Regions from separate parts of the Mus musculus genome. Here regions 2 and 3 are each linked to region 1. Evidence: chromatin loops called from intact Hi-C (ENCODE). Cell type or tissue: heart. All regions are shown on one strand. Region 1 holds the start of B430306N03Rik (RIKEN cDNA B430306N03 gene). Region 2 holds the start of 9830107B12Rik (RIKEN cDNA 9830107B12 gene). Region 3 holds the start of A530064D06Rik (RIKEN cDNA A530064D06 gene).

The links. Peaks named below come from ENCODE experiments on the same cell type or tissue, not always from the same donor. Only the 100,000 strongest peaks of a DNase experiment are listed, where the experiment ranks them.
Region 2: a loop joins it to region 1, with 2.1 times the contacts of the local background. A loop is called at or near these places in 5 of 42 quality-filtered maps.
Region 3: a loop joins it to region 1, with 4 times the contacts of the local background. A loop is called at or near these places in 2 of 42 quality-filtered maps.

Annotation. Positions count from the first base shown.
Region 1 is chr17:48,311,536-48,319,535 of GRCm38, reverse strand. Treml2 (triggering receptor expressed on myeloid cells-like 2) reads right to left here. Exons shown (of 5, transcript NM_001033405.2): 5 at 7,002-8,000. It overlaps B430306N03Rik (RIKEN cDNA B430306N03 gene), which reads right to left and starts at 3,374. Exons shown (of 6, transcript NM_177083.4): 1 at 3,051-3,374; 2 at 2,494-2,805; 3 at 322-385. The coding sequence starts at 3,108. In heart, no CTCF peak of the experiment used is centred here; no DNase peak of the experiment used is centred here.
Region 2 is chr17:48,140,125-48,148,124 of GRCm38, reverse strand. It overlaps 9830107B12Rik (RIKEN cDNA 9830107B12 gene), which reads left to right and starts at 1,818. Exons shown (of 4, transcript NM_001177896.1): 1 at 1,818-2,174; 2 at 2,417-2,728. The coding sequence starts at 2,117. In heart, no CTCF peak of the experiment used is centred here; no DNase peak of the experiment used is centred here; H3K27me3 peaks cover 985 bases.
Region 3 is chr17:48,160,021-48,168,020 of GRCm38, reverse strand. It overlaps A530064D06Rik (RIKEN cDNA A530064D06 gene), which reads left to right and starts at 764. Exons shown (of 4, transcript NM_178796.6): 1 at 764-1,090; 2 at 1,332-1,643; 3 at 4,580-4,763. The coding sequence starts at 1,033. In heart, no CTCF peak of the experiment used is centred here; no DNase peak of the experiment used is centred here.

The sequences.
Region 1 (8,000 bases):
GATAGATAGATAGATAGATAGATGGATGGATGGATGGATGGATGGATGGATGGATGGATAGATAGATAGATAGATAGATAGATAGATAGATAGATAGATAGATAGATAGGTAGATAGATAGATACAAATATGGAAATATCATTGTAATTTCATTTCACAGATGAGAAAACTGAGCCTATATAAAATGGTCAGAAGTGACTATCTGACTCCGTCCATCCTGTGAGAGTTGGTATCTATCAGAGTGACAGTTACTTGGAGAACTATAGTTAGGAGAATGGGAGGAAGCCCAAGATGGGGGACAGGCCAGGGAGCCTGCAGTACCTGTTAGTGACGGGGCTGTGGGTAGAGGCCAGGGTTGTTGTCCTCCAGGTGGTTGTGGATGAAGCTGTAAGAGACCACAGTGAGTTCAGCATCTGTCTTCTCACCTCCCCAACCCCCCACCCTCCAGCCCTGGAAGAGAAGGAACCCTGGGGCCAGCAAACAAGGACTCAGAATAGCACCATCTACTCTCCCTGCACAGAAAACCAATGCTGTGTTGTGAATGGGGCAGGAGTTACTGTAAGTGACATCTTCTGTTTCCTGTGTTCTTTCATCTCATGATTTTTAGTATTTTCAGTTCTGTGTATGTGGCAGGGGTGATATGTGCAGGTGAGTGCAGTCACCATGGAGACTAGATGTCCTGGAGCTGGAGTTACCAGCTTTAGTGAGCTACCAGATGAGGATCCTAGGAACCAAACACCGGTACTCTGTCAGAGCAGCATGCACCCTTAACCACTGAGCCATCTGACTAGCCCCCAGTGTTCTTTTGTAAAATGTGTCTTTATACACATGTATCTGTATTGTTTGTATGTTTGCATGTGTACACCTGCCTGCAGAGGTTAAAAGATATTTTTAGCCATCTTGACTCAGGTGTAATCCACTTCACTTTTATTTTATTTAATTTTTGAGACTGGGTTTCTCACTAGCCTGGACCTTGCCAGTGAGCCTCAAGGTTCCTCCTGTCTCCACCTCTCCAGCGCTGGGGTTACAAGCACAAAGCTCTGTGACCAACCTATCCTTTAATGTACCTTTGGGGAATTGAACTAGGGTCCTCAGACTTGTGTAGTTTCTTGGATACTTGTTGCATCACTGTGATAAGACACCCTGTCCAGAGCGACACTGAGAGAAAGAGTACATAGTTCAGAGTCCAGCCCATCACAGCAAGGCGACGGAAGTCAAGGCTACGGGGAGCTTGAAGCAGCTGGCTGCAGGTGTATCCAGTGTCAAGGAGCAGAGAGCAATGGATGCGCTCAGCTCACATCCTCTTTTTTTTTTTTTTTTTTATTGCATCCCATACCCCAAGCTTAGGGAATGGTGCTACCCATTTTTAAGATGGGTCTTCCCACCTCAAGCCGAGATAATCTTTCACAGCGGTGCTGAGAGACTTGTCTCCCTGATCATTCTAGGTTCTGACACTTTGGCAACTAAAATTAATCTCTACACGTGGCAAGCATTTTATTGTCTGGATCGTCTCCCCAGTCCTGTGCCCACTGTGTTTGAAGATGTAGGAAGGTCAGCACCTACTGCCTCCACGGCATGAGATGTGCCTGGGCCAAAACTTTCAGAAAAACAGCCTCCAGGCACCCACTGAGCAAAAGTGCGGGGCATGTGCTACTGCAGCAGGAAAGCCCTGGGACTGGGATTGCGAACATATGGACATCATGTATGAATGCAGATGAAAGTCCCAAGCCACTGCAGTCTTCAGCATGAAATACACGGAAGACTCAAGATCAGCAGCAGTACTCTGGACCACTGTCTGAGAGCTCAAGAGCTCTCGCTTGTCAAGGGCAGAGCCCCGAAGAGAACTCACATCTGCCAGCCTCCCCGACGAAGCCTCAAGTCGGCCTCACTTTCTACCTGTCTCCTCTGAGTCCACATCTCTCAGTGCCCTGCCCACTGGCTATGAGATCTCTCCACCGCCCCTGGAGAGAGGGTTTCTGATGGGATTACAGGCAACGGGTGTTCAGGAATGGAAGGCTGTGAATGCATGGGGGAACTCTGAGATCCAGCCAAAGAAATAGATTTCTGTTAGCAGCAACGAGGCAAAAGTGTTCAGAGAAACCAGTAAGAACCAGCCAGAGGCCAGCAAGCTTGGGGTTCAGCTGGCCACTGGCTTTAAGCGGCTGGTGGCCTTAGGGGAGGGGCCATTCTTCTCTACGCCAGTTTTCAGCAACTAGAGCAGTGATTTTTCAGTCTTCCTAATGCTGTGACACTAAGACAGTTCCTCATGCTGAGGTGACCCCTAATCACAAAAGTATTTTGTTGCTACTCTGTAACTGTAATTTTGTAACTATTATGAATCATAATGTAAATATCTGATATGAGACCCCTGTAGGGCTCTTGACCCACAGGTTGAGAACGTCTCTACTAGAGGAAGCTGTTTCTTGAGTCCTCTCCAACTCTGGAGCCTTGCAACTCAGGAAGGCCGAGAGCCACATGGAAGGGGAAGCTCACCTTTTGACACCACCAGGTGAATACTTCTGAGATAAATTATCCTGGTATTTACAGCGATCCCACAGTGATAGATGCCCGAGTCACTCATCTTGAGCTTAGTCATGGTGACAGTGAAGAAGTTGAAGCGAGAAGACTGCTGGATGAGGAATCTTGGCTTCTCGGCACTTTTGCTGACGAAGAGGTAACACAAGTTGTCTATTTGCTTACACCAGATCTTCTCATCGGAGTGGTAGAGCGAATCATACCAGCATGTCAAAGAAACAGTCTCACCCTCCTGTGCTCGAAGTAACTCTGGTTTCTGTGTCCAGGAGCCTGGGAATAAATGTTTCATGTCAGAGAGCCCCCATCCTCTGCAGCAGCAGGAGGAGATGGGTTCCCTTCTCAGGGAGAGAGAGACCCTCTGTGTGTCTATGCTCAGAACTTGTTGCAGGCAGCGGCTGGCCACAGCCCCCCATGTACTCTGCCCTCACAAGCACAGAGCCCCATTGTGCACACCTCCTGTCCCCTGCCCTCTCTTCAACCTGGTTTTTTCCCTCTGTCCTTGTCCCTGTCCTCACCTGAGGCCAGGAGCAGCAGCAGCACTGGGGAGAGCAGGTATGTGGGCTCCCAGGCCATCACTGAGTCCTCCTGAGCTGTGATGTTGAGCAAGAAAGGAGGGGCGCTCTGAAGAGAGAAGAGCAACCCTGGGCAGGATTCAGGAGCCACCACAGCCAGTTCTGCAGGAGCTGCTAAGGAAGGCAGAGACCTCTGTGGATGAGAGAGAAGCTGGGCAAGGCCTGTGCAGTCCTGTGGATCCTCCAGCTACAGCCCTGCTCTGAACTAGATGAAAGCTCTCAGAGACTCTGATCTCCTGCCTCACAAGGCCAGGCCTGAGGAGAGCTGAGAACACCCAGGAGGAAAGTGAAGTAAGAGAATTCTCATTTCTCCTCCCCGGCCAGTTCCGCCACTTCCTCTTTAGCTTAAAGTCTCTGTTCTCCACCCAAGATGCACCCACAGAAGGCAGGTGACAGAGTCAGAGGCCCTTTGGAGACCTGGCTAGAACTCTAAGCCCTGCTTGCCCTCAGGTTAGACCCTCCTACCAGCCCACCTGTCACATGTGGAGCAGAGGCCATGAGAGGAAAGGAGATGGGCATTTATTCTCAGGAATGGAGGAGCAAGGGAGTGGGCAGGAGCCTGGTCAGGGTGGGGGATGGGAAAGCTGGGCATGAAGGAAGACTTCAGAATGGGGGAAGGGAAAGGGGAGCCCCAGGCCCTATGTTACCCCACACACCCAGTTTCCCAACATGCCACATTCACTGCTAAGAATTTGATGTATTCATTAAACATTTTAAAAATAGTTGTCACAGGACAGTGAGATGCTTCAGCAGGTAAGGACACGTGCTACCCAGACTGAGAACCATGACCCACAGGCTAAAATGTGAGACTCAATTCCCAACAGCAGTGTGCTCGATTCCACACAGAAAAAAAAAAACTTAAAGTAAATAAATATGCATGTCAGTGCATGCACTATGAAATATCAATAGCTACAGGCTGTTCCCAGTTATCAGATAAGTAAGGAGAAAACCAGGCATGATGGTGCCTGACTATCATCCTAGAACTTAGGAGGCAGAGGCAGGAGGATGGAGAGGTCATGTTTATCCTTGGCTACGTAGCAAGTTCAATCAGGGCTACATGAGGCCTGTAGGCAGCCGGCCTAACCCTAAAAGATGGCGCCGGTCTCCGGTACACCCTCACCATAAACAACACTACTGCGCAGGCGCTAGCCCGAATCTGGCGCCAACCCCTCCCAAGCGGGTGCATGCAAATTAAAGTGCCGGCAGACTGACCAATCCCAGGAGGACACATAGCCCTCCCCAGTGCTGGGGTGTATATAAGCAGTCCTCCCTGGGTTCCCGGGGTTCCCTTAGCATTGAGGCGTTCCTGCAATAAAGCTGTTGAGAGGAATCCGACCGTGTTGTGTTTTTCCTTGCCGGACAAGGTGAGCACAACAGAGGCCCTGTCTCAAATAAACAAATAAATAAAAATAAAATGTAAAAACCTGTAATAGTGGGGAACCTTTAAATGGAAATGCAGGGTTTCAGGTAGGATGCCAGGGAGCAAGGGCTGAAGCCGATGGGCACAGGACTTGTGAAAGGCTCTGCGGAAGAACGGGACAGAGGAATGAGCGTTGTGCAGGCACTGGGGAAGTGCAGGTCACCCTGGGAGGAGGCCTGAGAAGTGGGAAAGTCTTTAATCAAGTTGGCAAAGGGATGCCAAGCCTTTAGATACCAGAATCAATCAGCCAGTGGCAAGACAAGGTGTCTAGGGGTGAGTTGGGCCTTGGCAGGTTGACATTCTGCAGCTGAAGGGCTAGCTAGGTGACTCCTCACCACTCCCAACATGAAGCAGGAAGTCCGAGGATGCTGAGGGCAGACCTGCAGCATCCTTCCCAGTGAACAGAGCAAGGCAAGCCTTCTGCAGCCACTGTGTAAACTCTATGGGAGAGTGCACAACTGTGGCCGCAGGGTTATTTCACCTGCTCCTTGCATGTAAGACAACCAGCCCTGTGAGGGGTGGTCAGTCCCTACAGCCTTTAGCTCATGAGACTGTTGCGAGGCAGGCAGCATCGCTGGCCTGTCTGGTACCCTAGCTGGTTATGCCCCTCCCAAACCTAAGTCTACATTGCTTCTGGCTCTGCTAGATCTCAAGAAAGAAAGGCAAGAAGAGCAAGGAGACTGGGCTGGGGTTTGAAAAAAGAGAAGCCATGCAGGCTGCAGGAGCTGAGGAAATAGGTTACTTCAGCACTCCTCTGTTTTCAGTGTTTCTACCTGTTGGAGACCATCCCGTGAGAAAGTGAGCCCTTCACAATCTCCCTAACAGGTCAAATGGCCTTGTACTAAGAGCTGGTTATCACCCCCCTTTCCTCCCTGTTCCTTTCTTGGCACCTGAGGCTGTAAAAGCTGAATTATAGTCCCCTCTTCCCTATTTCTTCCTGAGTTCTCATGCCATCCAAGGACATGAGTTATGCCTGAGCCCAGCCTGACCCCCAAGGCTGTCAAGGAGGATCGATGTTCCAGAGATAAGATCCAGAGTGCCCGCTGCTTGGCTCCTGACTTCGGCCCCCATGTCAGCAGTTGCCCATTTCTTTGTTCTTTGTATAATTCTCCCTCGACCCCTCCCATATTCCCCGCGATGTATGCTTTAAAAAGAAGGCACCTCAGCGTAATAAACGAGACCTCACTAGGTACCCTTCCTGGTCTCCTGCTCTTCTTTCTTTTCCTCCCATCTCCTTCCAGGTTTGCGGTCCCCCTCGCACCCACGAATAACTGAATCCCGCGGGATGGGATACCTACCACTTGGGGCAGGATTAGAGAGAACATCTCTCATGCATTGCTGGCTCACAGAACCCCACCCCTGTGTGAATACACATGAGTGGGTGGGTATCATTTTCACACTCTCCTATCTAACTTCTTCTCTGAAGACTTTCATGCACCCATCACTGGGGCCAGTCCCTGGCCTCCTCTGTCCACATAGCTCCTATAGCAGGCAGCCTTGCCAAGGTCCAGACTGTGCAGTGTCTGTACCCACATCTCTATAACCTCCTGCAGGCATTACCTACCTCCTGACAACAGCCCATGCTCTGAACTACACAGAGAAATCTCCCCCATGAAACCACCTGACCATCCTGAGCTTGCAGCATCTCCAAGGCTCCTCTCTCTGAAGCACTCAAGCTTGTCCTGCCTCCTGGAACACAGCATCTGACCCTGTGTGAGGGTCTAATGTGTAAGCAACTGCTCTGTGCCTTCTCTTCCTCAGTCGCTGTCAGACTGAGGCCAGAGCTGGCTGGCTTCCCTTCCCTGCCTGCTCTGCCTCTCTAGATGTTGGGCTGTGCTCATGCAACTGACATGCACATGGCCTTGTCCTAGAAGGTGGTATCCAGGGCTTCTCTCCCTCTTCCTGTCCAGAAGGGGACACAGTATCAGAGAGGGACAGTGACTCATTATAGTCACACTGATGTGAAGGGCTACACTGGGGATTTTAACTCAGGCCTTGACCTCAGTACCATTGCATGTTAACTATTCACAAGGAGATGGCACTGAAGAGGCGACTGCAATGGTTTGAGTGAGATGTTCCCCATCGTCTCAGGCCTCTGAACACTTTGTACCCAGCTGGGAGAGCTGTTGGGACAGTTTAGGAGGAACCTTGCTGGAGGACCTATGCCACATGGGGTTGGCTTTGAGAGCTAAGTTCTTACCCTACTGTGTGCTCCTTCTCTCTCTGCTTCTTGCTTGTGGACCAAAATGTGAGCTTGCAGCTTCCTGCTCCAGCCTGCTGCATGCTGCCATGCTTCTCTGTCAGTGGAGTTTCATCTCTTTAGGGACAGTGAGCCCAAATAAGTTCTTCCTTTCATAAGTTGCCTTGGTCATGGTGTGACCTGGACCAGAGGGTTTCTGTGCAGTTTCCTGATAGGGTAGATCGGGAATGATACAAATAAAGAAGGTAGGAAAACCGGGACCAGGAGGCCTTGCAGACGCTGATGGCTTATGCCAAGCAAATTTATTTACAAGAATAGCAGTTTTTATGTGGCTTGCCGAGGGGAAATGGGACAGTCAGTGGAAAGCTGTTGTACAATAGGATCCAGTCAGCAGGAAGCTAATCAAACAACATTGCCTAAGATACAGGGTATCAAGTGTATCACAGACAGATTTTATAGTGGCATTGGGTCTAATAACCACAGCTCCTTGTGGGGAGGAGTTGGGTCCAAAGGTCATTTGATAAAACCCACAGTTTCCCCAAGGCCCTGGCCCCGGGTTACTACTGACTTTGCCAGGGGTATTCCTGGTGTTAGATAAGGGACTACCTTCCTTCTCCATACATTAGAACTGTGGGGAGAGCCTTGGATCACCTGGCTCCCAACACTGGTGTTTTATCACAGCAACTGAAAATCCAGCCATCATCACAGAACCCCAGCATCCCTGTGGTGAGGACAGAAGCAGGAGAGGAGAGCAAGGAAGTTGACAGGTACCTTTAACTGTCCACTTGACACAGCCTAGAGTCCCCTGAGGAGAGTCTCAATTGAGGGATTACCCTGATCAAACTGACCTGGGACATGTCTCTGAGGGATTGTCTCAGTTTTTAGTTGATATGGGAGGCTCCAGTCCACTGTGGGTGACACCATTCCCTGGGCAAGTGGCCCTGAGATGTACGAGAAAGCTAGCTAAGCAAGCTAAGCCAGCAGACAGCGTTTCTCCATGGTCTCTGCTCCAGTCCCTGCTTTAGCTCCTGTCCTGACTTCCTTCAGTGATGGGCTGTAGACTGCAAGCATAAACCAAATGAACCTTTTCCTCCATAGACTGCTCTTGGTGGCTGGTTTTTGTTGTTATTGTTTTGGAAGATTTTTTTTTTAAATTTATGTGTATATGCATGTACCTGTAATAGTTTATATGTGTATACATGTGTACCTGTAATGGTTTATATGTGTATATGTGTGTATCTGCAATAGTTTATATGTGTTTATGTGTATACCT
Region 2 (8,000 bases), 170 kb after region 1:
GGACCTTGGCAAGGCTGCGTGCTATAGGAGCTATGTGGACAGAGGAGGCAAGGGACTGGCCCCAGTGATGGGTGCATGAAAGTCTCCCGAGAAGGAGAAGTTAGATAGGAGAGTGTGAAAATGATACCCACCCACTCATGTTTGTTCACACAGGGGTGGGGTTCTATGAGCCAGCAATGCATGAGAGATTTTCCCTCTAATCCTGCCCCAAGTGGAAGGGACACTGGAAACAGAGGAGTGCTGTAGAAACCATTTCCTCAGCTCCTGCAGCCTGCGTGGCTTACTTTTCTCAAACCCCAGCCCAGGCTCATTCCTCTTCTTGCCTTTCTTTCTTGAGCTCCAGCAGAGCCATAAGCAATGTATAGTTAGGTCTTGGAAGGGCATAACCAGCTAGGGTACCAGACAGGCCAGGGAAGCTGCCAGCCTTGGAGAGGCAACAGTCTCCTGAGTTAAAGGCTGTAGGGACTGACCACCCCTCGCAGGGCTTGTTGTTTTATGTGCAGGGAGCAGAGTAAGTAGCCCTGTGGCCACAGTTGTGCACTCTCCCATAGAGTTTACACAGTGGCTGCAGAAGGCTTGCCTTGCTCTGTTCACTGGGAAGGATGCTGCACGTCTGCCCTCAGCATCCTCGGACTTCCTGTTCCAGGCTGGGAGTGGTGAGGAGTCACCTAGCTAGCCCTTCAGCTGCAGAATGTCACTCTGCCAAGGCCCAACTCCCACCTAGACACCCTGTCTTGCCACTGGCTGATTGAACTGGTATCTAAAGGCTTGGAATCCCTTTGCCAACTTGATCAAAGGCTTTCCCACTTCTCAGGCCTCCTCCCAAGGTGACCTGCACTTCCCCAGTGCCTGCACCACTCTCATTCCTCTGTCCCGTTCTTCCCCAGAGCCTTCCACAAGTCCTGTGCACATCTGCATCAGCCCTTGCCCCCTGGCATCCTACGTGAAGCACTGCATTGCCTGTTAAAGGTTCCCCATTATTACAGGCTTTTACATTTTATTTTTATTTATTTGTTTATTTTTAGACAGGGCCTCATGTAGCCCTTACCGAACTTGCTATGTAGCCATGCATAAACTTTACCTCTCCATCCTCCTGCCTCTGCCTCTGCCTCCTAAGTTCTAGGATGATAGTCAGGCACCATCATGCCTGGTTTTCTCCTTACTTATCTGATAACTGGGAAGAGCCTGTAGCTATTGATATTTCATAGCGCATGCACTGACATGCATATTTATTTACTTTAAGTTTTATTTCTGTGTGGAATCAAGCACACAGCTGTTGGGAATTAGGTCTCCCCTTTTAGCCTGTGGGTCACAGGGCTCAAACTCAGGTTCTCAGTCTGGGTAGCACGCGTCCTTACCTGCTGAAGCATCTCACTGTTCTGTGACAACTATTTTTAAAATGTTTAACGAATACATCAAATTCTTAGCAGTAAGTGTGGCATGTTGGGAAGCTAGGTGTGTTGGGTAACCATAGGGCCTGGGGCTCCCCTTTCCCTTCCCCCATTCTGAAGTCTTACTTCATGCCCAGCTTTCCCAGCCCCCACCGTGACCAGGCTCCTGGCCACTCCCTTGCTACTCCATTCCTAGGAATAAATGCCCATCTCCTTTCCTCTCATGGCCTCTGTTCCACATGTGACAGGTAGGCTGGTAGGAAGGGTCTATCCTGAGGGCAAGCAGGGCTTAGAGTTCTAGCCAGGTCTCCATAAGGCCTCTGACTCTGTCACCTACCTTCCGTGAGTGCATCTTGGGTGGAGAACAGAGACTTTAAGCTAAAGAAGAAGTGGGTGAATTGAGAAATGAGCATTCTCTTACTTCACTTTCCTCCTAGGCCTTCTCAGCCCTCCTCAGGCCTGGCCTTGTGCGTCAGGAGATCAGAGTCTCTGAGAGACTTTATCTAGTTCAGAGCAGGGGCCTAGACTCGAAGCCTGTAGCTGGAGGATCCACAGGACCTTACAGACCTTGCCCAGCTTCTCTCTCATCCACAGAGGTCTCTGCCTTCCTTAGCAGCTCCTGCAGGACTGGCTGTGGTGGCTCCTGAATCCTGCCCAGGGTTGCTCTCCTCTCTCAGAGCTCCACTCCTTTCTTGCTCCCCATCTCAGCTCAGGAGGATTCTGTGATGGCCTGGGAGCCCACATACCTGCTCTCCCCAGTGCTGCTGCTGCTCCTGGCCTCAGGTGAGGACAGGGGACAAGGACAGAGGGAAGGAAGCAGGTTGAGGACAGGGCAGGGGGCAGGAGGTATGCACAATGGGGCTCAGTGCTTGGGAGGGCAGAGCACATGGGGGGCTGTGGCCAGCTGCTGCCTGCAACAAGTTCTGAGCATAGACACACAGAGGGTCTCTCCCTGAGAAGGGAACCCATCTTCTCCTGCTGCTGCAGAGGATGGGGGCTCTCTGACAGGAAGCATTTATTCCCAGGCTCCTGGACACAGAACCCAGAGTTACTTCGAGTACTGGAGGGCAAGACTGTTTCTGTGACATGCATGTATGATCCACTCTACAACTCTGATGAGAAGATCTGGTGTAAGCAAATAGACAACTTGTGTTACCCCTTGGTCAGCAAAGGTGCCGAGAAGCCAAGATTCTCCATCCTACAGTCTTCTAAGTTCAACTTCTTCACTGTCACCATGAGTAAGCTCAGGATGAGTGACTCGGGCATCTATCACTGTGGGATCGCTGCAAATACCAGGATAACTTATCTCAGAGGTATCCAACTGGTGGTGTCAAAAGGTGAGCTTCCCCTTCCATGTGGCTCTCAGCCTTCCTGGGTCGCAAGGCTCCAGAGTTGAAGAGGACTCAAGAAACAGCTTCCTCTAGTAGAGACATTCTCAACCTGTGGGTCAAGAGCCCTACAGGGGTCTCATATCACATATTTGCATTATGATTCATAATAGTAGCAAAATTACAATTATGAAGCAGCAATGACATCTCTTTATCATTGAGGATCACAACAACATGAAGAACTTATTATTAAAGGTCCACAGCATTAGGAAGTTTGAGAATGCCTGCTCTAGTAGCTGAAAACTGAGGTACAAGGCCACAGGCTTGTTAAGGTTGCAGCAGACCCTAGGACCCAGGCTTGCTAGTGTCTGGGAGAAACTGGTAAGAGCCAGTTTATCTGAATAGTTTTGCTGTTGTTGCTGACAGGAATCTGCCATTATAATTGTATGTGTGCACATGCTCAGGCTATGGTGGACATGCAAATGTTCTTTTGTCTGAATTTAGTTCATCAGGCTTGGCAGTGAGAGTCTTCATCTGCTGAGCTATCCCTCCTACACCATTAATCTGGAAGAATCTTAAAGTTCCCTCAAGCATTCACAGCCTTCCATTCCTGACTGTCCCTTGCCTGTAATTACATCAGAACCCTCTCCAGGACAGGTGGGCTTCAGCACACAGAGACCTCAGAGTAGATGGAGGCAATCCCTGAGTGACAGTGAGGAAGACTCAGGGGTCAGAGATGTGACCCTCATCCTGGATCTACTATTAATAATCAAGAACTTGTGAGCTTTGCAATGGCAGTCCTGGAACCTCCACTGGTCCCCAGACCCCGTCATAGCTCATTCTGAAAACTGCAGAGATGCCAGGATCCTTGCATTTGTCTGTGATGCTCAGAGCTTCAACAGAGCCCTCTCCATGCTGTCTAGACAGTTGGTTAAGTGGGTACTTGAAGGTCAGCCCCATCCAAGCTTGGAGCCCAGGTCCATTCCATGCAGGAGAGACATTAGGTATTGTCTTAGTCAGGGTTTCTATTCCTGCACAAACATCATGACCAAGAAGCAAGTTGGGGAGGAAAGGGTTTATTCGGCTTACACTTCCATACTGCTGTTCATCACCAAGGAAGTCAGGACTGGAACTCAAGGAGGTCAGACAGCAGGAGCTGATGCCGAGGCCATGGAGGGATGTTCCTTACTGGCTTGCTTCCCCTGGCTTACTCAGCCTGCTCTCTTATAGAACCCAAGACTAACAGCCCAGAGATGGTCCCACCCACAAGTGGCCATTCACCCTTGATCACTAATTGAGAAAATGTCTTACAGTTGTATCTCATGGAGTCATTTCCTCAACTGAAGCTCCTTTCTCTTGATAACTCCAGCTGTGTCAAGTTGACACAAAACTAGCCAGTACAGGTATTATGGTGGTTTGAATGAAAGTGGTCCCCAGGCTGGCAAGATGGCTCAGTGGTTAAAGAGCACTGTCTGCTCTTTCAATGAGATCGGACGCCCTCTTCTGGTGCATCTGAAGATAGCTACAGTGTACTTAGATATAATAATAAATGAATCTTTTAAAAATAAAAATAATAATTTCCCACAATTAAAAAAGAAGAAAGAAAGTGGTCCCCATAGGCTTCGAAGGAATGGCACTTGTAGGAGGTGTGGCCTTGTTGAGGTAGGTGTGGCCTTGTTGGAGTAGGTGTGGCCTTCTTGGAGGAGGTTGAAGTAACTGAAGGTGGACTTTGAGGTTTCAGGTGCTAAACAGCTCTAAGATAGGTTCCCTCTTCCTGCGGCCTTTGGATCCAGATGTAGAACTCTTAGCTTTTTCTCCATCACCATGTCTGCCCGCACACGTCTGTGATTCCCTCCATGATGATCCTGGACTATACCTTTGAACTGTAAGCCATGGCTGGTTAATTGTTTTCTTTGTAAGAGTTGTCATGGTCACGGTCTCTTCACAGCAATGGAAGCCCTAACTAAGATAAGTATCAAAAGTGTGTGGCACAGTCACATGTAGTCTAGGTATGGCTGGAGAGACAGCTCAGCTAGTACAGAGTCTGCCATCAACATGTGAGTTCTACCCGCAGTACTAACGTTAAAAAGCCAGTAGTGGTGGCCTACACTAATAATACATCCTTGGGGCGACACTGGCCGGCCAGCCTAGCTGATTCAGCAAATTCCAAGAGAAAGATGGGACTCTGACTCAAAAAGTAAGGTACCTTGAAGGATGACACCTGAGGTTGATATCTAGCCTCTACATGCATGTACACCCTCGCATGTGTATATCCACACTCACGTGACAATTTGTGTGTGCACACATAGGGATAATTTACAGAGTTTGAGTTCCATGAGCCATATATCATGTGGCTCTTACAATTGAAAAACAAGACAAGACACAAGTCTATCCGAGCTCTGAAGAAAACCAATTCTTACATAGCTCACCAATCCTTTCAGGCTTACAGAGTACAAGCTGTGGGTGTGTAGAAAGAGCTAGATCAGGTAAGGATACATTGGAAGACAGAGATTCTAGCAGCCTGGCTTTCTCCCAGAATCTTCACAGGTCCATTGCAGGCCAGTACTAAGTGTGAGCTCCTATAAATGGATTCCCTTGGGTACATGGTTCAGTAAAGGGTGAACGAACAGTAGACTTGGAAGATAGCTGGGTTTCATTTCCCAAATGTCTGCTTAGAAGTTACATTCTTAGGAAGCCTCTTGCAATCTACCCTCCTCCTCTCAAGATGCCATTAGTGCCCCTCGCACATGCTTCTAAACTATGTATCATAGGTCTTGCTGTAGGCAGGAACCATATGAAGACCTTATGTCAAATGCAGACCCTGCCTCAGTAGACCTGAAGTGACACTTGCTTATGAGGAACAAGTCTCTAGGCTCATTTAAGTAGGGATCATGCACTAACAAGTCCCCACTGTGAATTTCTGAATTCTCTGAGGAGGAGTTGCTGCCTTGCAGGGCTCTACATCCCCAGGGAGTAACAGTGGATGTGTCAGGGATGGCAGGGAGGGAAGGAACAGGCCTCCTGAGAACAAGGAGTGTGTGTGCCAAAGACAAGATGGATCTCAGTCACAATATCCAGTAAAGGACAGCTTGAGAGTGACGTGACTTACAGAGGTAGCGAGAACGGTTTCAGGGAGAGGATGGGGCAGGTTGAGAGTGATCAGCAGCAGGCAAAAGAATTCTCACAACTCAAACAGCTCAAGAAGTCTCTTCTTTTCTCCTTCCATTCCTCCAATTTTCTCCTTCCATTCCTTTTTTACTGCTTCTGACTCAGGATAACTTTACACTATTTCTTTGAATTTTAGCAAAAGAAAAACTTGCTTCCTGGATGGCTGCTTTCATTTTCCTCAGCTCCATCTCTCTTCACCTACTCATCTGTCCATCTGTCCATCAATCCATTCATCTATCCCTCCATCTATGCACCCACCCACCAACCCATATGCACACCCATCCATTATCTATCCACCCATTCATCTATCCACCTCCCTTGTCTTCTTGCATGTTCTTCAGATGTGTTCACATATGACATCATTCCTACTACAAGCCTGACTGAGCATCCCATTCTTATTACCGCAAAACACTCACCCAGTGACACAATTACAACCCGATCCCTACCCCAGCCCACTGCTATTGTTTCCTCTCCTGATCTTGGAGTCACCGTCATAAATGTGGCAGATGCTGACAGGTATGTTTTCTTGGTTCCTGGTTTAGACATCCTTCCTTTCTTCGTCCTTGTGTTTAGAGGACGTGGGGATGAGGATGTGGGGTGGGTGGAGCAGGATCTGACATGAGTCAACTCTCAGTCTGTATGGGAATTTCCAGAGAGGGAGGGGGTGGCTGGATGCGTAGGTGGCTCCTGTGTTCCCAGCCCACCTTCCATGTTTTCTTGCACATCAGAGTAGGAGGAGGATGGAAATGGCAATTTTTGATGGACACTGTTAATCCTGGCAACACAGAAGCAGGACGAATTCTCATGTCAAGTAGACTAGACTATGTATCATTGGGTGAGCCTGGAACCCCTGGGACCAACAGTTCCCAGGGATAATATTGGGATGCTAGAAGACCAGAGCTAGAGGAGGCTATCACTTGACTCCACAGGTATTATACTATGACCATCTAGTATTGATCATTCATTCTATTTGATTTTACTTAATTTTTTGTTTCATTTGATTTCAATGCTGGTGGGAGAACCCTCCTATAGACTGAAGAAGCACCATATTATAGACTGAAGGAGCACCCTACTATAGACTGACGGAGCACCCTACCATAGACTGAAATTGCACCCTACCATAGACTGAAGCAGCACACTACCATAGAATAAAGGAATGTCAAGTTATGGAAATGATGCTGGACTCAGCATGTTTTGTTTGCAGTGCTAGGGGTCAAACTAGCCTGAGACCCTGATTACCATACATAATAAAATCAGATTTCTCAGGAGATTCTTAACACATGCCTACATCTGTCACCTTTCCATCTTTGTATCAAATGCCCGAGACAATAGGTTTAAAAGAGGATAGGCATTCTTTGTCTCCGAGTTTTAGAGGTTTCAGTGTGTGGCTTTTGGAACTCTGGTAAGACAGTGTATTGTGGTGACAGCATACGGCTAAGCTGTACCCTCCATGGTCATGACATTGAGAAAAATGAAGAGGAGGGGAACAGGCTAGGTTACATCCCCTTAGGGGATGGATACAGGACCGATGGTGAACGGGTGAATGGTTGAATGTGTGCATGAATATATATTTGTATGCATGGGTGACTGGACAGATACATGATGACTGAATGGCGGGATGAATTAAAGAGTGGATGGTTGGATGATAGACATAAGAACAGAAGTAGATAGATGAATTGATGGATTCCCCAAGGCCTAAGACTCTGACTGATCCCAACCTTATCCTCTCTGTCACCTCCTAACAATGTCACTTTTGTGACCAACTCAGATCCAAACAGCAGCAGAAGGCCAAGTGAAGGGCCACCACCTTAGCACACACATCCCCTTTTGTAGTTACTAATGAATGTTGTTATATCTTAGAAGATTCTTCCATTTAAATGTTGTGCCAACAGTGATAAAAGTCTTTACTGTTCCCATTGATCCAATCTGGCCCCACCCAGAGCCATGTGGAGTGTCTTTATGCATATACACCTTTGCCTGGTACCTGTTCTAATTACACACATAACATCCTTTTCTCTGCTAAGATTATCCTTCAGCAGGGCATGTGTGCATACATACCTTTTATCCTTGCACTTGCGGCAGGGCAGGAAGAGGATATTTATGAGGATCTCTG
Region 3 (8,000 bases), 150 kb after region 1:
CCAAGGATAAACATGACCTCTCCATCCTCCTGCCTCTGCCTCCTAAGTTCTAGGATGATAGTCAGGCACCATCATGCCTGGTTTTCTCCTTACTTATCTGATAACTGGGAACAGCCTGTAGCTATTGATATTTCATAGCGCATGCACTGACATGCATATTTATTTACTTTAAGTTTTTTTTTTTTCTGTGTGGAATCGAGCACACTGCTGTTGGGAATTGAGTCTCACATTTTAGCCTGTGGGTCATGGTTCTCAGTCTGGGTAGCAAGTGTCCTTACCTGCTGAAGCATCTCGCTGTCCTGTGACAACTATTTTTAAAATGTTTAATGAATTCATCTAATTCTTAGCAGTGAATGTGGCATGTTGGGGAAACTGGATGTGTGGGGTAACATAGGGCCTGGGGCTCCCCTTTCCCTTCCCCCATTCTGAAGTCTTCCTTCATGCCCAGCTTTCCCATCCCCCACCCTGACCAGGCTCCTGCCCACTCCCTTGCTCCTCCATTCCTGAGAATAAATGCCCATCTCCTTTCCTCTCATGGCCTCTGCTCCACATGTGACAGGTGGGCTGGTAGGAAGGGTCTGACCTGAGGGCAAGCAGGGCTTAGAGTTCTAGCCAGGTCTCCAAAGGGCCTCTGACTCTGTCACCTGCCTTCTGTGAGTGCATCTTGGGTGGAGAACAGAGACTTTAAGCTAAAGAGGAAGTGGTGGAACTGGCCAGGGAGGAGAAATGAGAATTCTCTTACTTCACTTTCCTCCTGGGCGTTCTCAGCTCTCCTCAGGCCTGGCCTTGTGAGGCAGGAGATCAGAGTCTCTGAGAGCTTTCATCTAGTTCAGAGCAAGGCTGTAGCTGGAGGATCCACAGGACTGCACAGACCTTGCCCAGCTTCTCTCTCATCCACAGAGGTCTCTGCCTTCCTCGGGAGCTCCTGCAGAACTGGCTGTGGTGGCTCCTGAATCCTGCCCAGGGTTGCTCTCCTCTCTTCAGAGCTCCCCTCCTTTCTTGCTCAACATCACAGCTCAGGAGGACTCAGTGATGGCCTGGGAGCCCACATACCTGCTCTCCCCAGTGCTGCTGCTGCTCCTGGCCTCAGGTGAGGACAGGGACAAGGACAGAGGGAAGAAACCAGGTTGAAGAGAGGGCAGGGGGCAGGAGGTGTGCACAATGGGGCTCTGTGCTTGTGAGGGCAGAGTACATGGGGGGCTGTGGCCAGCCGCTGCCTTCAAAAAGTTCTGAGCATAGACACACAGAGGGTCTCTCCCTGAGAAGGGAACCCATCTCCTCCTGCTGCTGCAGAGGATGGGGGCTCTCTGACATGAAACATTTATTCCCAGGCTCCTGGACACAGAACCCGGAGTTACTTCGAACACAGGAGGGTGAGACTGTTTCTGTGACATGCTGGTATGATTCGCTCTACCACTCCAGCGAGAAGATCTGGTGTAAGCAAATAGACAACTTGTGTTACCCCTTCGTCAGCAAAAGTGCCGAGAAGCCAAGATTCCTCATCCAGCAGTCTTCTCGCTTCAACTTCTTCACTGTCACCATGACTAAGCTCAAGATGAGTGACTCGGGCATCTATCACTGTGGGATTGTTGCAAATAACACGTCAGTTTATCTCAGAAATATCCACCTGGTGGTGTCAAAAGGTGAGCTTCCCCTTCCATGTGGCTCTCAGCCTTCCTGGGTCTCAAGGCTCCAGAGTTGAAGAGGACTCAAGAAACAGCTTCCTCTAGTAGAGATGTTCTCAACCTGTGGGTCAAGAGCCCTACAGAGGTCTCATATCACATATTTGCATTATGATTCATAATATTAGCAAAATTACAACTATGAAGCAGCAATGAGATCTTTTTATCATTGAGGTTCACAACAACATGAAGAACTTATTATTAAAGGTCCACAGCATTAGGAAGTTTGACAATGCCTGCTCTAGTAGCTGAAAACTGAGGTACAATGAAAGACCCTCCTCCCCCAAGGCCACAAGCTTGTTAAGGTTGCTGTGGATGCTAGGACCCAGGCTTGCTAGTGTCTCGGGAGAAACTGGTAAGAGCCAGTTTTTCTGAACACTGTTGTTGCTGACAGCAATGTGCCATTAGAATTGTATGTGTACGCATGCTCATGCGATGGTGGACATGCAAATGTTCTTTGGCTGAATTTAGTTCATCAGGCTTGGCAGCAAAGGTCTTCATCTGCTGAGCTATCCCTCCTACACCATTAATCTGGAAGAATCTTAAAGTTCCCTCAAGCATTCACAGCCTTCCATTCCTGACTGTCCCTGGCTGTAATTACATCAGAACCTGCTGCAGGGTTGGTGGGCTCCAGCACACAGAGACCTCGGAGTAGATGGAGGCAGTCCCTGAGTGACAGTGAGGAAGACTTCTCATTTGGATGTGCTATTAATAATTCAGAACCTGTGAGCTTTGGGATGACAGTCCTGGGACCTCCACTGGTCCCCAGACCCCTTCATAGCTCATTCTGAAAACTACAGAGATGCCAGGCTCCTTGCATTTGTCTATGATACTCAGAGCTTCAACATAGCCCTCTCCATGCTGCCTAGACAGTTGGTTAAGTGGGGGTACCTGAAGGTCAGCCCCATCCATGTATGGACCCCAGGTCCATTCCATGCAGGAGAGACATTAGGTATTATGGTGGTTTGAAGGAAAATGGTCCTCATAGGTTCCTATGGAATGGCACCTGTAGGAGGTGTGGCCTTGTTGAAGTAGGTGTGGCCTTGTTGGAGGAGGTTGAAGCCACTGAAGGTGGACTTTGAGGTTTCAGATGCTAGAGAGCTCTAGGATAGCTCTCTCTTGCTGCAGCCTTTGGATCCAGATGTAGAACTCTTAGCTTTTTCTCCAGCACCATGTCTGCCCGCACACCCCTGTGATTCCCTCCATAATGATCCTGGACTAAACCTCTGAACTGTAAGCCTGCCCCAGTTAATTGTTTTCCTTTGTAAGAGTTGTCATGGTCATGGTGTCTTCACAGCAATGGCAGCCCTAACTAAGATAGGTATCAAAAGTGTGTGGCGCATTCAAAGGTAGTAAAGGTAGGGCTGGAGAGACATCTCGGCTGATGCAGTCTGCCATGAACATGTGAGTTCTACCCTCACTGCTGGTACAAAGTCTGCCATGAATATGTGAGTTCTACCCTCAATAGTAAGCATTAAAAAGCATGTAGTGGTGGCCTACACCAATAATACTTCCTTGGGACCACACTGGCCAGCCAGCCTAGCTGAATCAACAAATTTCAAGAGAAAGGTAAGACTCTGACTCAAAAAGTAAGGTATCTTGAAGAATGACACCTGAGGTTGAAATCTAGCCTCTACATTCATGTACACTCTCGCATGTGTGTATCCACATTCACATGACAATTTGCGTGTGCACACATAGGGATCATTTACAGAGTTTGAGTTCCCTGAACCATATATCATGTGGCTCTTACAATTAAAAAACAAAACAAGGAACAAATGTATCCGAGCTCTGAAGAAAAACAATTCTTACATAGCTCAGCCATTCTTTCAGGCTTACAAAGTACAAGCTGTGGGTGTGTAGAAAGAGCTAGGTCAGGTAAGGATGCATTGGAAGACAGAGATTCTAGCAGCCTGGCTTTCTCCCAGAATCTTCATCACAGGTCCATTGCAGGCCAGGAGTCATTGGGAGCTCCTATACATGGATACCCTTGGGTAGCATGGGTCAGTAAAGGGTGAACAGTAGACTTGGAAGATAGCTGGGTTTCATTTCCCAAATGTCTGCTTAGAAGTTACATTCTTAGGAAGCCTCTTGCAATCTACCCTCCTCTTCTCAAGATGCCATCGGGGCCCCTCCCATACTAAACTATGTATCTTAGGTCTTGCTGTAGGCAGGAACCATATGAAGACCTTATGTCAAATGCAGACCCTGCCTCAGTAGACCTGAAGTGACACTTGCTTATGAGGAACAAGTCTCTAGGCTCATTTCTGTAGGGATCATGCACTAACAAGTCCCCACTGTGAATTTCTGAATTCTCTGAGGAGGAGTTGCTGCCTCGCTGGGCTCTATATCCCCAGGGAGTAACAGTGGATGTGTCAGGGATGGCAGAGAGGGAAGGAACAGGCCTCCTGAGAACAAAGAATATGTGTGCCAAAGCCAAGATGGATCTCAGTCACAATATCCAGTAAAGGACAGCTTGAGAGTGATGTGACTTACAGAGGTAGCGAGAACGGTGTCAGGGAGAGGATGGGGCAGGTTTGAGAGTGATCAGCAGCAGGCAAAAGAATTCTCACAACTCAAACAGCTCAAGAAGTCTCTCCTCACGCCTCTTTCCACTGTTTCTCTTTTTCTCCTTCCATTCCTTTTTTACTGCTTCTGACTCAGGATAACTTTACACTATTTCTTTGGTTTTAGATTAAAAAAAAAAAAAAACTTGCTTCTTGGATGGCTGCTTTCATTTTCCTCAGCTCCATTTCTCTTCACCTACTCATCTGTCCATCTGTCCATCAATCCATAAATCTATCTCTCCATCTATGCATCCACCCACCAACCCATCTGCCCACCCATCCATTATCTCTCCACCCATTCATCTATCCACCTCCCGTGTCTTCTTGCAGGTTCTTCAGTTGTGTCCACTCCTGACATCATTCCTGCTACAAGGCTAACTAAGCTTCCTACCCTTATTACCACAAAACACTCACCCAGTGACACAACTACAACCCGATCTCTACCCCAGCCCACCACTGTTGTTTCCTCTCCTGATCCTAGAGTCATCATCATAAATGGGACAGATGCTGACAGGTATGTTTTCATGGCTCCTGGTTTATACATCCTATATTTTTTCATCCTTGTGTTGAAAGGATGTGGGGATGAGGATGTGGGGTGGGTGGAGCAGGATCAGACATGAGTCAATACTCTATATGGGAATTTCCCGAGAGGGAGGGGGTGGCTGGATGTGTAGGTGGCTCCTGTGTTCCCCAGCTCACCTTCCATGTTTTCTTGCACATCAGAGTAGGAGGAGGATGGAAATACCAATTTTTGATGAACACTATTAATCCTGCCAACACAGAAGCAGGATGAATTCTCATGTCAAGTAGACTAGACTATGTATCATTGGGTGAGCCAGGAACCCCTGGGGCCCAACAGTTCCCAGGGATACTATTGGGATACTAGAAGACCAGAGCTAGAGGTGGCTATCACTTGACTCCACAGGTATTATACTATGACCATCTAGTATTGATCATTCATTCTTTTTGACTTTACTTAATTTTTGTTTCATTTGATTTCAACGCTGGTTAGAGGACCCTCCCATAGACTGAAGGAGCACCATAATATAGACTGAAGGAGCACCCTACTATAGACTGAAGGAGCACCCTACCATAGACTGAAATAGCATCCTACCATAGACTGAAGGAGCACACTGCCATAGAATAAAGGAACTTCAAGTTATGGAAATGATGCTGGACTCAGCATGCTTTGTTTGCAGTGCTAGGGATCAAACTAGCCTGAGACCCTGGTTACCATACATGATAAAATCAGATTTTTCAGGAGATTCTTAACCTATGCTTATGTCTGTCACCTCTTCATTTTTGTACCAAATGCCTGAGACAATAGGTTTAAAAGAGGACAGGCATTCTTTGTCTCTGAGTTCTAGAGGTTTCACTGCATGGCTTTTGGATCTGTGGTGAGACAATGTATTGTGGTAGCAGCATACAGCTAAGCTGTACCCTCCATGGTCATGACATTGAGAAAAATGAAGAGGGGGGAACAGGCTAGGTTACATCCCCGTTGGGGATGGATACACGGTGGATGGTGAATGGGTGAATGGTTGAATGTGTGCATAAATATATATTTGTATGCATGGGTGACTGGACAGATACACGATGACTGAATGGCGGGATGAATTAAAGAGTGGATGGTTGGATGATAGACATAAGAACAGAAATAGATAGATGATATGATGGATTCCCCAAAGGCCCAAGCCTCTGACTGATCTCAACGTTATCCTCTGTGTCACTTACTAACAGTGTCACTTTTGTGATCAACTCAGATCCAAATGGCAGCAGCGGACCAAGTGAAGGGCCACCACCTTAGCGCGCACATTCCCTTTTGTAGTTACTAATGAATGTTGTTATATCTTAGAATATTTTTCCATTTAAATGTTGTGTCATCAGTGATAAAAGTCTTTATTGTTCCCATTGATCCAATCTGGTCCCACCCATAGTCACGTGGAGTGTCTTTATTGATACACACCTTAGCCTGGTACCTGTTCTAATTACACACATAACATCCTTTTCTCTGCTAAGATTATCCTTCAGCAGGGCATGTGTGCACACACACCTTTTATCCCAGCACTTGGGGACTTGTGGCAGGGCAGGAAGAGAATATCCATGAGGATCTCTGTGAGCTTGAGGCCAGCCTAGTGTCAGCTTCAAGACAGCCAGATATATATAGAGAGAGCAACTCTATATAAAATACATTCATCCATACACACACACACACATACACACATACAAAACTATCCTTAAACATTGCTCCCCACTCCTCAGAATAATAATTTCAATATACACATGTTTCCATCCATCAGAAAAGTCATAAGCCCACAGTGATTTGCCTGCTCTTAGCTGTTTTCATCTTAAAATTATCTTTTGTTGTTTTTCAAGACAAAACTTTTCTGTGTAGCCTGGGATGTCCTGAAACTCATTCTGTAGCCCAGGCTGGCCTTGAACTTACAGAGACCCACCTGCCTCTGCCACTTCTGCCAGGCTAATTTTTTAAATCTTTCATCCCAACAAATTTTCTATGAGAGATTTTTTGAGCATTTGTATGACTCTGCATACTATTACATATACAAGCTGTCTTCTAAATATCAGAATTTCCAGGGCTGGAGAGATGACTCAGTGGTTAAGACTCTAGCTGTGCTTCCAGAAGACCTGGGTTTGATTCCCAGCCCCCACACAGTATATCACAATTATCTATAATTCCAGTACCTACACCCTCTTCTGGCCTTCATGGGCAGACATTTCACCTACACAGTGCCCAAATATATTAGGCAAACACATATATACATAAATAAGAATAAATAAAATCTCAAAAAATATTTTTAAAATATTGTGCATGTGATCCACAGTGTGGAAATGGGGTGGCATTACTGCAGGGTGGCCATCTTGGGTTTAGTGTGTGGCTCTAGGCTGAGTAGGTGGCTCAGAGCATGGGCTAAGGATGTACAAAGCTCTGGTTCCATCCTCAGCACCAAGAAAAACATATTCCTCGTGAAATAGATGTGGTGTGCTCATGGCATTCATTTCTCTGTGAGTGTGGACTCCTTTTCCAGGCTTGGGGGGGAGACATAGTATTTCTTCCTCTTCCATTCTCTTGCTTGGTACTGTAAGACCCCCTTTTGGGGTCCCCAAAAGGGGGTCTCGGGAGAGAGAGTGCACCCAAAGAAACATGAGAATCCTTCTTGCTGCAAACACACGAGGCCGTTTAATGGCGGAGCTCCGAGTTGAAACGTATCTCACGCAGGACATAGTGGATTCGACCCCGATGCTCAAAAGCTAGGGGGTTTTATGGGGTAAATGGCTTAGGGTTGGGGAATTCAGCATAACAACACACTATTGTCTTATTCAAACATCAGCAGAAAGATTACATGTCAGCAAAAGAATGCGTGCAGGACAGGGTGTCAGGGTTCTGTGAGTTGGATGTTTATCAATGCCAGCAGAGTATCTGGTTAATTTATGACTTTAAACTGCATCAAAGGGCAATGGGCAGAGGGAGTTACCGGGACAGATGGTTGTTGACTCAGTTCAGATTGCCCTGTTATGTCCGCACATTCCTCTTTATCTTTATGGTCAAGCTGTTCCCAGGAATGCTTTAACGACGAGCATGCCAGGGTTTGTTCTTCTTTGTTCTCAGCCCCAGGCGGCCTCTAGGCTCACAAACAACCAGCAATTTCTGAGTACTTTATATGACTTACAGGTCTTGAAAATTCATCTTTCTTTCAGTACCAGCTCAAGTACTTGCATGGAGTAGGGCTTC